2 separate regions of the Homo sapiens genome follow, and region 1 is linked to region 2. A link is a contact called in ENCODE Hi-C or POLR2A ChIA-PET data. All regions are on one chromosome and are shown on one strand. Each heading gives the region's core, a stretch centred on a gene start or an enhancer-like site at or near the end of the contact. The rest is flanking DNA. Distances are from core to core; before and after follow the strand shown.

Region 1 (2,700 bases), core at 161-2,660, 250 kb before region 2:
TTCCTGCACTTTTGACTTCGGACCTGTAGTCTATTGGAGGGCCTTTTGTGAGTGAGTGATTTTGGATATTGGTAACGTTTTGCTATGTCTGCTGAATACCGTGTATTATGTATGGAAAGTATGATCTTCTAAAGTTAAAACTAGCTCTTCTAAATTTCAGATGAAGTTAAACTGTCAATATGATAATTACATAACAACATACAGAGCTTTTAGTGAGAATTATAGGTGATCGTAAAAGTGTTTTGATTTTGAAAGCATTGACTTTTGTGAGCTAGATTCATCAAATCCTGAGATAACAAGAATTGAGTTAGAAAATTAATTCCTTTAAAAATATAAAGGCCTAAGTGTCTGTTTCTGAAGTTCAGGCTGAAATATAAACTTAAGGATGAGAAGGTGAAAATTCAAGATAATGGAAATAATAAAATGGATCTTATTTTTTTGCTGTTAAAAAATCACTTATTAAAATTACTTCTATTTTGCAATTGTTAGGACTTAGTTGACTAGAAAGTCATTTTCCATGTTTATTTTTCCTTGGGGAAATACTTTTAATGGGAAGGCTTTTTAAACTTTATTATTTTTTCTTCAGATAAACTATTATTTAAAATGTGATTCTTAAATTTCTTTTCTTTTCTTTTTTTTGGGGGGTTAAGATTTCGCTCTGTCACCCAGGCTGTAGTGCAGCGGCGCTATCATAGCTCACTGCAGCCTTGAACTCTTGGGCTCAAGTGATCCTCATCTTCCCACCTCAGCCTCCCATGTAGCTAGGACTATAGGTGTGCGCTACAACAACCAGCTAATTAAAAAAAATTTTTGTAGCGACAGTCTCATTGTGTTACCCAGGCCAGACTAGTCTTGAACTCCTGGCCTCAAATAGTCCCACTGCCTCCGCCTCCCAAAGTGCTGGATTACAGGCGTGAGTTACTGCACCTGGCTGATTCTCTTAATTCTTGAATTTCTTGAGTGAAAAAAATAATGCAAATATGCTAGATTTAAGAATAAAACAATATGTGTTGATAACTTGGCATGTTATATTTTGGAAAGATGAACAAATAAATTCATTTTACTGTTCAGATTATGACAGTATTTCTAATTTTGGTAATCTTTGATACCGTTGTAATTAGCTTTCTGTTACAAGAGATAGCATTTCTCCTCCCCCCTGCTTTTTTTGCTGGGGTTAAAAAGCAAAATATATTCTGTTTTATGCATTTTACAGCCTTACAACTATTGCATTTCTTTGAAAACTTGATAATACCTAGGTAGTTTTAACATTGGAATACTGAAGATTATATTGCCTGATCTTATTTAATTATTACTCTAGTTTATTCCCTTTAAATAAGTATTTAAATAAATGGCATATATTACATTTGAGTGCTGAATCATTGTAGCTGTCACATGGTTTTGCTCTTGGGAAGTTCCCCACTGGGTTTGTAGTAGAAACAGAGAAAAAATCCATCTGTTTTTTCTTCCACCTCAATTTTCTATCCACCCTCTCATCCCCTATAAAATCATTCTTCTCTGGTTAGTCACCTTTTTCTCTTCCTTGTGTTGATAAAAATTTAAATCTTTAGTGCCATACTGTCAAAATCAGAACACTGCCTGGTACACCTTTGTGGCTTAGGAAAAGGGGATGGGAGTGTTACAGCTCCCCTAAATTGGTCAGGTATACTCCAGCTTTATTCTAGGATAGCCTTTGAGACTACAGAATTGAATTCCCTTAGTAGGGAATCAAATGTTACAATGTATTCTAGGAACAGAGAGCTGACAGAGAAGTGGTAAGAGTGCATTGTAAGTGTAAGAAGTGGAGGGTACTTATCAGACTTTATAGGAATGGGATTGTCAATATCACTTGGCTTAGCTGGAGTCCGTACTGTCAGTTCTTGGCCTGGTAGAACTCAGTAGCCTTTATGGTGTTGGAAGTGGGTAGGTACACCCTGTTTCTTCAAATATGTTGATATTGCCCTATATAGTGGAAATTTATACCAAACCAGTTAAAATAGTTTACATTTGGCCTGGCGCGGTGGCTCATGCCTGTAATCCCAGAACTTTGGGAGGCTGAGGCGGTTGGATCACCTGAGGTCAGGAGTTCAAGACCAGCCTAGGCAACATGGCAAAACCCCATCTCTACTAAAAATACAAAAATCAGCTGGGCGCAGCAGTGCGTGCCTGTAATCCCAGCTACTCGGGAGGCTGAGGCAGGAGAATCGCTTGAGCCTGGGAGATGGAGGTTGCAGTGAGCTGAGATGGTGCCACTGCATTTCTGCCTGGCAACAGAGCGAGACTCCGTCTCAAAAAAAAAAAAAGTTTACATTTATATATATATATCATTTATTACATAAACATTTTTCAAATAAGATATGACATGGAATTAATTCATTTGTATAATTTTGTTTTTAGTTGGTGTGGGTAAGACAGTTTTTTATCTTTGTTTCCCTGGTCTTCTATTATCTTACTTTTTGATAGGAATAGTATAGTAGAATGAATAGTTCTTTTTGGCTTGTAGAAATGACTTAAGCTATGATTTTTCCTTCCTCCCTTCAACAAAGGTGATTGACCCTGCAGGGAACAGAGCACTGGATTTAAAACTATATGATAAAACCCCAGACAAATCTGATTGTTTTGCCACTTCCAACTTTTAGGAGGATGGGGGAAAAGTTATGCCAATATGTTATATCAGGTTTAATTAAAAAGTAATTTCCAGGC
Region 2 (2,700 bases), core at 168-2,667:
GAAACTTGTCTTGAGCTAGCTACAGCCTTTAACAACTAAGTAAAGTATACTCCTGTAAATAGGATTTGAAGCGTGTTTGTTTCTCTCTGCCTAGTTCCTCTAGAATTTGAAAACTAGTTATAAGTATTCTTAAATTACAACAATATAGTTTGCATCAATGCAACAAGAATCCATTTTCTTTTGCAACAGGACACAATTGGAAAAACTGGTTGTTTTACCAAGGCTTTGACTGGAAGGGTGTGTTCCCCTTTAAGGAGTCAGGCTTGACTTGTAAAGCCAATAAAAAGCACCTTAGGAAACTGGCCTCATACCTAGACTACAGCTTCTCAGTACAGGGCTCCTAGCCTGCGGTGAGTAAAGAATGTCACTTTCTAACAGGCCTAGAAACCCCATGCACCTGGAACCTCAAGAAGAAAGAAGTTTACCCAATTCGCATGTATTTAAAGGTTTCAACCCATTCCTGGGCTTGGCTTTAAAAGGTCCTATCTGAGATTCCTTATGGAAAAAGTTTCCATCAAAGCTGATCTAAAAGATGGTTATTCTTGCTGGACTTTATGCAAATAATCAGACCAAGTTTAAAACTAAAGTCTGTTTTGCAAACAGCTCAGTCCTACCATAAGTTGTTTTTAACAAAAATGAGGACTAAAGAGAGAAAAATTATGTTTTAAAACTTATACATCTGTCATTGGCTTGTAGTCTCATTAATTGTTTTTAAGTTCTTGCCTACATTTTAAACTAACCCTGTTTATTTCTGTCAATCTCTGGCTGCAGCTCAAAGGAAACAAAAAAGCATGGGTAATGTAAAAATCTGGAAACATGTTCTAGTTCTGGGCAATTATCCTACAAATACTGACAGGTAACCTATAACCCCAAGGTTTCCTTTTTTTCAGGGAAGGTGAGACCAAGGAAGCTAAACAAAGCCAAGCCCCATACACCCACTTACAATAGCACAATCCATTTAAATGGCTTGCAGGTATCAAACAAACTCAGTAGTCATGGTTATGGCCTATTGTGCCCCCATTAATAATGGCAGTCTTAATACTCACAGTTGAACCCTATATTCTAAGCCCCCTTGTAAACTTTATCTCTTCTCACCTAGAAACCACCAAGCTTCAAATGGTGCTTTAAATAAAGCTGAAAATGAAACCTCCCTTCTACCAGGAACCCTTAAATCAACCCCAGGAGGAGCCCTAGCTGCTGTTCCCCACACAATGCCCCTCTCCAGCAGGAAGTAGCCAGAAGAAGTCATCACCCAATTCCCCCTAACGGCAGTTAGGGATTCCATTTCAGAGGGGGGAAATATGTTATAGGAGGCAGAGAGAAATTATTTAGGTGAGTCCCTGGCAGAAAACTTTCCTTTTAACAAAAAGCAGCTCAGACATAGCTCCCTTTCTAATCTCATGCAGTTCAAAAAGTCACTTCTCTTCTAACAACAAGCAGCCTGAAAGAGCAAACAGTAAAACACAGATAAGACAGCTCCCACACAGAAGGAGCTGGGGAAAATCTCCTGGGTAATCACCAAACTTCACACCTATACAGTGGGTCTCAGTGAAACAGTGGGCCTTAATAAGCACATTCCTTTCCCTTTTAGGTGTACTAAGATAGGGAAGCTAAAAGCAGACTTGAGCCTGTAATCCCAGCACTTTGGGAGGCCGAGGTGGGCGGATCACTAGGTCAGGAGATCGAGACCATCCTGGCTAACACGGGTGCTTTCTGTATGTCAAGTGCCACACTATTAATTCTTTTTTTTTTTTTTTGAGACAGAGTTTTGCTCTTGTTGCCCAGGCTGGAGTGCAATGGCACGATCTCGGCTCACCACAATCTCCGCCTCCCAGGTTCAAGCGATTCTCCTGCCTCAGCCTCCTGAGTAGCTGGGATTACAGTCATGCACCACCATGCCTGGCTAATTTTGTATTTTTATTAGAGATGGGGTTTCTCCATGTTGGTCAGGCTGGTCTTGAACTCCCCACCTCAGGTGATCCGCCCACATCAGCCTCTCAAAGTGCTGGGATTACAGGTGTGAGCCACTGTGCCTGGCCTCACACTATTAATTCTTTTAATTTACTTACCCATCTTGTGAGATAGGTACTACTTTATTACCATTGTAGTTCCTGTTTTACAGAGGAGGATAGTAGACACACTAAGATAAAGTTATTTGTGAAGCTAACCACACACCTAGTAAGTGGCAGAGCTAGGGTTTGAACCCATGCCATCTGCCTTTGGAGATTCTAAGATGATAGACCCTCACTTTGGTATGACTTCCATCTGTGAAAGCCCCTCCTACAAAACCCCTCACTGCCACTCCATCCTAAAATCTAGATGGAGTCTCGGACTGACCACAAACTAGTTCACTTTTTCTCTTATTCCTTCCTCACAACTTAGACACTCAATGATCTTGTAGTTGCCAAAGACTAGGACTTTTTCAGTCTTTTTCTCACCACCTAATCTAAAGAGACACCTGTGGTCAGTTGGACCTTGTGGCTAACTCGCTGGAGAAATTGCAGTTGAAGTTGAAGGGCTACTCTTAACCTTCACATTTATCTTGCCCTGTTGATATCCACAGCACTAGGCATGGTATGTTCTTTGGAACACATGCCCAGTGAGTCCCAAAGTCACAAGGTTATTTGATTTATTTTATTAGCATGAGCTTGCTTATTGGCCCATTTTTAAATGCAATGTATTATGTACAGTTCAATGTAC

What was found. A loop is a pair of places that touch in the nucleus more often than their neighbours do. ChIA-PET counts read pairs that join two places held with the same protein, here RNA polymerase II (POLR2A). Pooled maps may share reads with other maps.
Region 1: a map of HepG2 shows a loop between it and region 2 (4-fold over the local background). The contact joins two enhancer-like sites. A Hi-C loop is called at or near these places in 2 of 168 maps with a recorded cell type or tissue (HepG2 and OCI-LY7), 12 of 37 single-sample maps with no recorded cell type and 7 of 50 pooled maps. POLR2A ChIA-PET finds 5 or more read pairs at or near these places in 4 of 52 experiments (OCI-LY7, Panc1, WTC11 and 1 more).

What each region holds. Positions count from the first base shown.
Region 1 is chr3:182,968,206-182,970,905 of GRCh38, reverse strand. All of the region lies in intron 1 of DCUN1D1 (defective in cullin neddylation 1 domain containing 1), which reads left to right. Among named protein-coding and RNA genes, the nearest start is that of DCUN1D1, 11 kb to the left of the region's middle. Within about 2 kb of position 1,410, at least 6 of the 41 ENCODE cell types and tissues checked have a DNase peak (open chromatin) inside an H3K27ac peak, as active enhancers do.
Region 2 is chr3:182,715,013-182,717,712 of GRCh38, reverse strand. No RefSeq gene overlaps it. Among named protein-coding and RNA genes, the nearest start is that of LINC02031, 72 kb to the right of the region's middle. RefSeq lists a cis regulatory region at 2,446-2,535. Within about 2 kb of position 1,417, at least 2 of the 41 ENCODE cell types and tissues checked have a DNase peak (open chromatin) inside an H3K27ac peak, as active enhancers do.